Linked DNA regions of Homo sapiens: region 1 is linked to region 2. The links are chromatin contacts, found by Hi-C or POLR2A ChIA-PET in ENCODE. All regions are on one chromosome and are shown on one strand. Each heading gives the region's core, a stretch centred on a gene start or an enhancer-like site at or near the end of the contact. The rest is flanking DNA. Distances are from core to core; before and after follow the strand shown. Region 1 overlaps FLJ33534 (Putative uncharacterized protein FLJ33534). Region 2 holds the start of ROCK2 (Rho associated coiled-coil containing protein kinase 2).

Region 1 (4,689 bases), core at 1,902-4,401, 240 kb before region 2:
CCAAGAGACAATGCTAGCCAGTAGAAACAAAGGGGCTGCATTCTCTTTGCACCTTGGGTGCAGTGTGCTCATGTGGGCTTTAAGAATTCATGTAATTAGCACCACAGGCTAATGATAACCCCTCCCTAGATTAAAAGACAGTCCCATCATCTCCAGCATCTGGCCCCTTGGAGAAGAGTTTGCAGAAGGAAGAAAAGAAGACCAGAGAACATTCTCTATAAGGCCCTTTGCAGAGAAGAAAGCTCAGCTCCTGCCTTGGAAGCAAAGCTGTAGGAAAGCTCTTTCCCATCTTGCAAGATGGCAGGTGAAAAAGTTGAGAAGCCGGATACTAAAGAGAAGAAACCTGAAGCAAAGAAGGCTGATGCTGGTGGCAAGGTGAAAAGGCATCACCTCAAGACTGAAAAACTCAAGAAGGGGAAGCCCCATTGCAGCCTCAATCCCGTCCTTGTCAGAGGAGTTGGCAGGTATTCCCAACCTGCCATGTATTCCAGAAAGGCCACGTGGAAGAGGAAGTACTTAGCTGCGAAGTCCAAGGTTGAAAAGAAAAAGGAGAAGGTTCTTGCAACTGTTACAAACCAGTTGGTGGTGACAAGAACGGTGGTCCTGGGTGGTTAACAAAATGCCTAGATATTACCCTACCGGAGATGCGCCTCGAAAGCTGTTGAGCCACGGCAAAAAAACTTTCAGTCAGCACGTGAGAAAACTGTGAGCCAGCATTACCCCCGAAGCCATTCTAATCATCTTCACTGGATGCCACAGAGGCAAGAGGGTGGTTTTCTTGAAGCAGCTGGCTAGCGGCTTGGTATTTAGGACTGGACCTCTGGTCCTCAATCGAGTTCCTCTATGAAGAACACACCAGACATTTGTCATTGCCACCTCAACCAAAACTGACATCAGCAATGTAAAAATCCCAAAACATCTCACTGATGCTTGCTTCAAGAAGCAGCAGCTGCGGAAGCCCAGACACCAGGAAGGTGAGATCTTCGACACAGAAAAAGAGAAATACGAGATCACAGGGCAGCGCAAGATTGATCAGAAAGCTGTGGACTCACAGATTTTACCAAAAATCAAAGTTATTCCTTAGCTCCAGGGCTACCTGAGATCTGTGTTTGTTCTGAGGAATGGAATTTATCCTCACAAATTGGTGTTCTAAATTTCTTAAGAACCTAATTAAATAACTGATAACATTTAAAAAATAATAAAGCTGTGGGGACAGAGGCCTGGGCCGTGTCTGTGAACAGCATGCCGGAGTGGACATGGGCCAGGAGGAGGCACAGTGAGCCGTGGGGACACCCCGTGCTGTTCACAGGGCTGGGCACCCAGAGCACGGAGCAGAGCGGCTTTCTTCTTCCCCAGGCTGCTGAGCCTATGCTGAGTGTGTGTGGAGGGCGCAGAGGGCCGTTTGTTGGGGCTGGGAGCTAGCCCACTCTGCCGTCTCAGAGCAGATACAGCCATCAATTACCCCAGCATGTGCAAGAAGGATGCCATTGTCCACACGCTGGGGCTGGGTTTGGAGCGCACTTGGAGACGGAGATCTGGGTGCAAGTGGATTATGGGGGTGCCCTGGAGACCAGCCCCCGCCAGGGGTGAGGGCAGTGGGAATGAGCAGTAAAGGCCTCAGCCAGGCTCACAGGCAGCTCTGAGTCTGCGCGGCTGCACAGCAGCCTGAATCAGGCAGGTGGCCCTGACGTTACCTGGCATAGCAATCAGCCACTAAAGCAGGTGGCACGGGAGGAGCATGAGCTTACGCCAGGCAGCCCCCTCCAGGTGAGTCCTGGGAGGCGATGCCTGTGCCTCTGTCTTGGAGGGGGAGTTTGGGGCGCCCCCCCACCACAGCATTCACACGCACCATGCTGGGCTTCCCGGCCAGGCCCCAGGCTTGCCCGCAGAGGTGAGCCCGGCTGGGGTGGGGCCTTACACCTGGTGCCTGTGTCAGCCTCCCCTGGATGGGATTTGGAGTTTCAGTGGATACCAACACCCATGGAGGGCCCACGATGACCTGCTTTCCAATTAAGTGAACACCTCAAAGTCCCTTCCGGCGTAAACAATCTCTGATTCCTTGATTTAATCCTCCACAGTTAAAGGAACCTCTGCACTAATGGGCTTGAGTGACGTCTTTTTGCACAGTAATACGTGGTCGTATAACCCCCACAACGTGTCTCTAAATCCATGTAACAGTCACTGCTCTCAATAGTGATCACAGTTGTGCAGAATTGAGATCTGAATGCTGGTTGTGGTTGTGCAGAGCTGACATCTGAATGCTGGTTGTGGTTGTGCAGAGCTGACATCTGAACGCTGGTTTTGGTTGTGCAGACCTGAGATCTGAATGCTGGTTTCGGCTGTGCAGAGATGAGATCTGAATGCTGGTTTCGGCTGTGCAGAGATGATATCTGAATGCTGGTTTCGGCTGTGCAGACCTGAGACCTGAATGCTGGTTTCGGCTGTGCAGAGATGAGATCTGAATGCTAGTTTCAGCTGTGCAGAGATGAGATCTGAATGCTGGTTTCGGCTGTGCAGACCTGAGATCTGAATGCTGGTTTCGGCTGTGCAGAGCTGAGATCTGAATGCTGATTTCAGCTGTGCAGACCTGAGATCTGAATGCTGGTTTCTACAGTGGATTTGTCACATTCACACGTAGCGGGGCTTGGGACTTGAATGTATCTTTTTGGAGGGACACAATTCAACCCATAACACGCCCCTCCTGGGCACCTGCACCTGGTGGCGGCCCACACTGTGGATAAAGGCCTGGCCCCAGGCTCCACTCGGGACAACCCTGAAGGGGTGTGCCAGCTCCAGAGCTTCCCCAGGGACCAGCGGTTAGGGCATCACTGCCCGACGACTCCCTCTACCCCACTGGCTTTCCTTCTCTCCCTTCACAGACCCTAAACCCAAGAGCACTGCCCCGCCACCAATAAACACTCTTCTGTCTCTGAGTGAGCTTCCCCGGGGACCCAACCTGCATCAGGGACTCACCTATGTGGGGACATGGCCCATGCTGACGCGTGGCCTGGGGGACATGCCCCATGCTGAAGCATGGGTTGGGGGACACGGGGCCCATGCTGACGCGTGGGTTGGGGGACATGGCCCATGCCGACGCATGGCCTGGGGGACATGCCCCATGCTGAAGCGTGGGTTGGGGGACACAGGCCCATGCTGACACGTGGGTTGGGGGACACAGGCCCATGCCGACGTGTGGCCTGGGGGACACAGGCCCATGCTGATGTGTGGCTGTGAAACTAACACATCACCCAAGGCCTCCAGGTGAGGGTCCCCTCATAGCCACGCTGTGACAGGACGAGGTTGTTCCAGAACGTTTCAGAGGCTACCCCTAGGCAGCCATCTCCAGACTCCATTGATGAGCAGCCTTGGGAACCTCCCCCCACCCCACTGTGCCCCACCCGCGTCTGATGATCCTCCCGGTCTGTAAACCTTGGCCCGGCCGACTTTAAGCAATTGTCAGTTATGTACTCACTTCTGCCTCCAAGACGTCAGTCAGCCTCTACTGTACACGGCTCACACTGGGCGCCAAGGACGTGTAGCTCACGGTCATGGCCCTGACCTCGAGTGGCTCAGACTCGGTGGGAATGAAGACAAACACACAGCTTTCCATGACACAGAGTGACGGGTGTGGGAGAGGCAGCCGCCGGCTGCCGTGGGAATCCAGAGAAATGAGACTCAATCCAGACCCGGTCCACGCAGGTGCCTCAGAGACAGTGAGGGGGATGGTGGTCCTGGGAGGGGCACACTGTGGCTGCTCCTGCACAGCCAGGGAGCTACAGGGGTTTCCACGTGGCCAGGCGCAGCAGGGAGGCAGGCACCTGATTGTGAAATGAACAACTATTGAGCTCCATAGGTTACTAAACTAGTTGGAGGCAGCTATCCCCAGTACTACTCGGGCCACAATACAATGCCTGATACTTTTGGTGGCTGTGGATCTGTACCGTGTTTAGCACACGGCCTGGGAGTTAGGACCCTCCCTCTCCCCTTTTCTGGTCTGGAGGTTTCACCTGAACCCTATTCATTCCACATGGGGGGCTGATTTTTTTGATCAGATCAGTCCTGGGTCTTCACCAGCTCATCTGACTGGTCTGCCAAAGTTACTTCAACTTTAATTTATGAATTCTGTGACCATATTCCTCACATCACAGGATTTCCAATCTTCAGATAAGAGAGGGAGGGTAAAAACCTTTGGGTCAATTTAGTTAGGTTTACACTTTGAGAACTAGAAAATTTCTAACCAGGGAAAGTGAAAGAACGTGAGAGCCTCGGCACAGGTCAAATGCAAAAACACCTAAGAAATCAAGACAACTGAAAAGAGAGGCTGGGCGTGGTGGCTCACACCTGTAATCCCAGCACTTTGGGAGGCCGAGGAGGGCAGATCACTTGAGGTCAGGAGTTTGAGACCAGCCTGGCCAACATGGTGAAACCCTGTCTCTACTAAAAATACAAAAATTAGCCAGGTGTGGTGGGCCCCTGTAATTTCAGCTACTCGAGAGGCTGAGGCATGAGAATTGCTTGAACCTGGGAGGTAGAGGTTGCAGTGAGCCAAGATCGCACCACTGCACTCCAGCCTGGGGGACAGAGTGAGACTCTGTTTTAAAAAAAAAGAAAGAAAAGAGGCCAGTAGTCTGAAGACAGGAAATGCCAGCTCAGTTTTCAAAAACAGAGGAAAGGTGAATTCTAAAAACC
Region 2 (4,649 bases), core at 799-3,298:
AAGTTTTGCTAGCAAAATACCAAAGTGAAAATGCTGGGAGTGCAGCCCAGAGTCTCCGCTTTAGCCTAGGAAAAGCTATGCCATCCATGCAAGCAATCTTACTCCCGATTAAAGACTTTCAAAGACTGCTCCCATTAAAACATAGGAACAACACATTAACCCGAAAAACAGTAAAACATCAAACACATGTGACACAATATAGCACATCATTCATTACTTTCTGTACACTGTGCAGAAAGACACTATATAGCTAAAGTCAGTTCCTGCATTTTGACCAAACAGGACTGAGTCACTCTGCAAACGATGCCTGAAACCTCAAAGGATAACCAACCGCCTCTGACCAAAAGCCAGTCCGTCCGTCCCTGGAAAGGGAGGAGGCAGTTTTTCTCATCATACAGTAAGGTTTATTCCAGGAGGGAATAGAACTAAACATCTGCATTCCAGCACAGAATGTCTAACGGATCTAAGGACCTCCCACCCTAGTTCTAGTCTTCCAGAGTCAATTTAATACACAGAGTATCGTTTTCACCTTTCTTCCCCTCCCCAGGGTAAAAGTCCACACCCCCTTTTCCCATAAATGCATCTACACTGCACACTACTCAAATTGCGAAATACAATCATCTATCCTAACAAAAATAAGAAATAAGCCAGCATTCTACGGTGCATTTCTATTTTGTAAAACATGCTCCTTTCTTAACCAAGAGCCAATTAGCAGCCTTTACGGTGCTATTAATCTGGATTTCAAAGGTCGTTATAGGAAAGAGACGCAATGAAGAGGACAGATTTATTCCACTCCACAATTCAGACTGATTTTTTGGCTCTGGCGCAATAATCTCAGGGAATTAAATTTACAGCAATTAAAATGCACTAAATAGCAAGTATGGAATGCTCAAACGCAAGTGAAAACAGCAAAACTTTAGCTGTGTGTTCCAAGATTTCAGACTAAAAGGAGAGAGTGAGGGCGGCTCTTTGTCATGTACCCCAGTGAGTACTCGCAACAGGGACAGCATCAGGTTTCTTTCTCCCTCGCTCGCACCAAGTCCCCACGTAGCATGACACTTTCAAATCAGCTAACCTGGTGTATGAAGCATGGCCAGTCCTCCACCCACCTCCCCAGAGTGGGCAGGCGGAAGGAGAAGAGGGGTGTTTTCCTCCCAGTGCTGCAAGAAAGGAGCAGCCGGGGATGACACTGGCTCCAGCAGGAGGTAGAGGGAGGAATCAAAGGCGGGTCACTACTCTTGGAACTCGGTGACAGAATCGTTTGGTCTCCGGCCCCGGCTGCCGGAAGCAGGGCGGGGTGGGGCAAGACCTCCCCCTCCCCACGGGCGGACGGGCACGGAGGGCTGGGCGGAGAGGGGATCTGAGGTGTGAGCTGCAACGAGCAAGCTCCCAGGCCCCGGCCACCTACCAGCAAGCTCTCCACGTTGATGGGGGAGCGAGGGTCTCGGATCAGCGCCTCCAGCTTCCTCTGGCGGCTCGCGCCTGCCCCGTCCCCCGGCGCGGTCTCGGGGGCGCCGGGCATTTTCCCCGTCGGCGGGGGCCGGCTCATGCCGCCACCGCTGGACCCGCACTCAGGCTCCTCGCGCTCAGGTCCCGCAGCCTCGGGGCCTAGCACCGCCCCCGAACCACCAGCTCCGGCCGGGACTCCACCCGGGCCCACCGCCTGCCTCTAGCTCCGGCTTCGGGTCTCCAAGGCGGTCCCCCGCCTGGGGGCTGCTCCCAGGGGCCCGCCCGGCCCAGCCCGGCCCAGCCCGGCCCGGCCCTGCCGGGAGCGGCGGGGAACAGACGGCGTCCCCGCCCCTCAGTCAGATTCGCGCCGCCGGTCCGCTGGTCCTCAGCGAGTGCCCGCAGGAGTCCTCGGGCGGGAGCAGGGAAGTGGCGCCGCCACCGCCGCGGCCCGGACCGCCCCGCCCTCTGGGGCCCCGGGAGGCTGAAGCCCAGGCCTGGGCCACTACGGCCGCCGCCGGCCCGCTGCCATGGTCGCCGCCGGCCGCCTTGCAGTCCCTCAGCCAGCTCCCGGCGCACACACTCCCGCGCGGCCGCCCGTCTCCGGCCGCGCGCCGCCGCTACCCACAAGCCCCTCCGCCCGCAGCCGCCGGCGCGCGTCCCCGCCGGCCCTGCGCGCGCTCCGCCCCGCCCCGCCCCGCGCACCGCGCTTCCTCCCTTTCTTTCCCTTCCTGCGTCTGTCCCGCTCCGCTTTCTCCTCTGCGCCCCTTCCTCGCCCGCCCTCGCCTCCTCCCCCTGGCGAGGTTCTCTGAGGCGAATAGCCGGGCGCGCGGTCACGGCCGAGCTCCTGCTGGGGGAGGGGAGACGCACCCAGGCCGGGTCCTTCCGCGCGCCCCCTGCCCCTCCCGCCGGACCCCGCGGACTACCCCGCGGCCCCGAGGCGGAACCCCAGACGCCGGGCCCAGCGCACCGTGCGCTGGGGGGGAGCCCGGCCGCGCCCCCCGCCGCGGCCCCCGCTGACTCAGCGCGCAGCTATGCGGGCCTCGCCTCACCCGCGCCCAAATAATAGCGACCGAGCTCGGCGCCCGCGAGGGGCCGCAGGGCCGGGGGTTTCGAGGCGAGCCTGAGAGGGGGCCCTGGGTGTCTGGGATTCCGAATTAGCGGAGGCGGGTGGAATCCTAGTCCTGGGGCAGGAGGGCCTGGGATCCTGAAAGCGTTTCTGCCCGGCTTAGACACTAACCACTTCAAGAGAACGGGAGAGCACCGGAAAAAGGCTTTCCAGCCGCAGGCCTTCGCGGGGTCTTCTCCTTTTGGGGGGCGGAAGAGGGGTGGTTATCGGGACCGTTCCGCCGCATTCCTGCCCTCTCGGCGGCCGGTGCCATCGCTTAGATCCGCCCAGGGCGCAATCCGAAAATTATGTGCCAAGAGCTATAAAACCGTTCATAGAGCCCCTTTGACCCAGTAAACCCATTTAAGGAAGTACATTTCCAAGGAAATGATCCAAAGGGCGAAGAAGGGGGAGAACTTGCAGAAAGATGTTAACAGCAGGGCTATTCACAATGTTCGTGATGACCAAAACCTGGGAATGGGCCCAGTTGTCCAACAATTGAGTAACCCAAACAGGCGCCTTCACATTAACAGCAAGAATCCTGGCAGGTATGCAGACTGTGTCAAACATGAAATTTTGGCAAGTACATGAGAAGGTATATTAGAAATAAATGAAACAAAAAAAATCGTTTGTACACACTAAAACTATGTAAAATGAGCAGCTATAAGAACCAGAGAATACAGTACTTCTTAAATAAATGGGATTTTTTTCTGTAAAGATACTTAAGAACAAATTAAATTTCAAAAAATGGAAAAACCACTCCGAAAAGCAACAATCTGATATCCATTAAGTAATAAGAATGTTAAGAACTGTCTCCCTGGCATGTCAGAGATAAACCCGAAGATAGGGTGAAGCCCCAGCCCTGTAAAAGTTGCATTTTGATCCAAACCATTGGATTAGTTGGAGCCTCTTCTTTGGTTTTAGGTTAGTTAAAACCACCCCTAGCTGGACTCATGCAGGAAGAGGCCCCGATGATCCATCCAATGCAGCTTTTCCCTTTCAGATAGTAACACTGACTTCACATCCAGAGAGTCCTTTAAGTCTGTGTATTGAGCTACTCATTCAGACCTCCACAGAGGCCACCAGGAGAACAGAGGGAGCTAGACACTCCCACTTATGCATTGGAGCAAAATAATGAGATAATCTATGATTATGGATTATTTTTCTGATGACAAAATAATATGCAAGGCAAAAGGAGCACTCTGTCTAGCGGGGCGTGGTGGCCTGTGCCTGTAGTCCCAGCTCCCCCTGAGGCTGAGTTGGAGGCCTCCTCCATTGAGCCCAGGAGGCCAAGGCTGCAGTGAGCTGTGATCACACCGCTGCACTCCAGCCTGGGCAACAGAGTGAGATTGTCTCAAAAAAAAAAAAAAAAAAACACTGTGGTTCTCAGTTTCCAAATTAATTTTGACTGGTTGTATATTTGTATGTAGCTTGGTGGAATAACAGGAAGCCATGGTCCAAATACCGAACATGAAAACCTTATTTTAAGAGTAGTGATCAACAAGATATATATCCTGGGCATGTTCTACATATACTTATTTATATAGACCAGAAAAAGCCATGGTACAGAAGATTTTTACCCAAGACCTATCCCATTGTCTACCTGGAAGAAGAGAAAATGAATCTGTTGATATGAGTTAAACCTTTTTGCAGGATGGGGTAAGGGTAAGGAGGAGGTTAGTACAACAATTCTTGTTTTCAAAAGTAATGCACAAATGCATTCTTGTAAAAGTTCAAACGAACCAGAAATATATGGAACATAATCTAAAATTTACTGTTCTGACTATATTTCCACATACATTCTTATATCACTCAAGGCCTTTGGCCATTCTCATACATATGTATTATAGATACATGTTACCTTTTCCCCACAGACATGAAATTATACCATATCATGGTGTTTGGCAACTTGGTTTTTTCCCTTCATTACTAATATGTCCTAGAGGCGTGTCCATGTCTATAGGCAGAGATCTGCTTCATTCCGCTTACCTGCTGTCCTCTACTCCCCAGTTTGGATGTGCCACACTGTAATTATTCTCTATTCGAGAGCATAGTGGTTAAGAAACAATTGCCAAAATCCTGCCCCAAACACACA

What was found. A loop is a pair of places that touch in the nucleus more often than their neighbours do. ChIA-PET counts read pairs that join two places held with the same protein, here RNA polymerase II (POLR2A). Pooled maps may share reads with other maps.
Region 1: a loop to region 2 is called in a pooled map, with 3 times the contacts of the local background. The contact joins the enhancer-like site here to the promoter of ROCK2 in region 2. A Hi-C loop is called at or near these places in 2 of 50 pooled maps. POLR2A ChIA-PET finds 5 or more read pairs at or near these places in 3 of 52 experiments (BJ, CD4-positive, alpha-beta memory T cell and naive thymus-derived CD8-positive, alpha-beta T cell).

Annotation. Positions count from the first base shown.
Region 1 is chr2:11,101,845-11,106,533 of GRCh38, forward strand. It overlaps FLJ33534 (Putative uncharacterized protein FLJ33534), which reads right to left. Exons shown (of 9, transcript NR_040080.1): 8 at 3,473-3,818. It also overlaps the pseudogene RPL6P4. Among named protein-coding and RNA genes, the nearest start is that of FLJ33534, 28 kb to the right of the region's middle. RefSeq lists enhancers at 1,865-1,944, 1,955-2,124, 2,145-2,294, 3,103-3,602. Within about 2 kb of position 3,152, at least 3 of the 41 ENCODE cell types and tissues checked have a DNase peak (open chromatin) inside an H3K27ac peak, as active enhancers do.
Region 2 is chr2:11,342,588-11,347,236 of GRCh38, forward strand. It overlaps ROCK2 (Rho associated coiled-coil containing protein kinase 2), which reads right to left and starts at 2,049. Exons shown (of 33, transcript NM_004850.5): 1 at 1,409-2,049. The coding sequence starts at 1,549. LOC124907733 (a long non-coding RNA gene) reads left to right here and starts at 2,925. Exons shown (of 2, transcript XR_007086216.1): 1 at 2,925-3,102. RefSeq lists silencers at 1,364-2,093, 2,234-2,303, 2,374-2,533.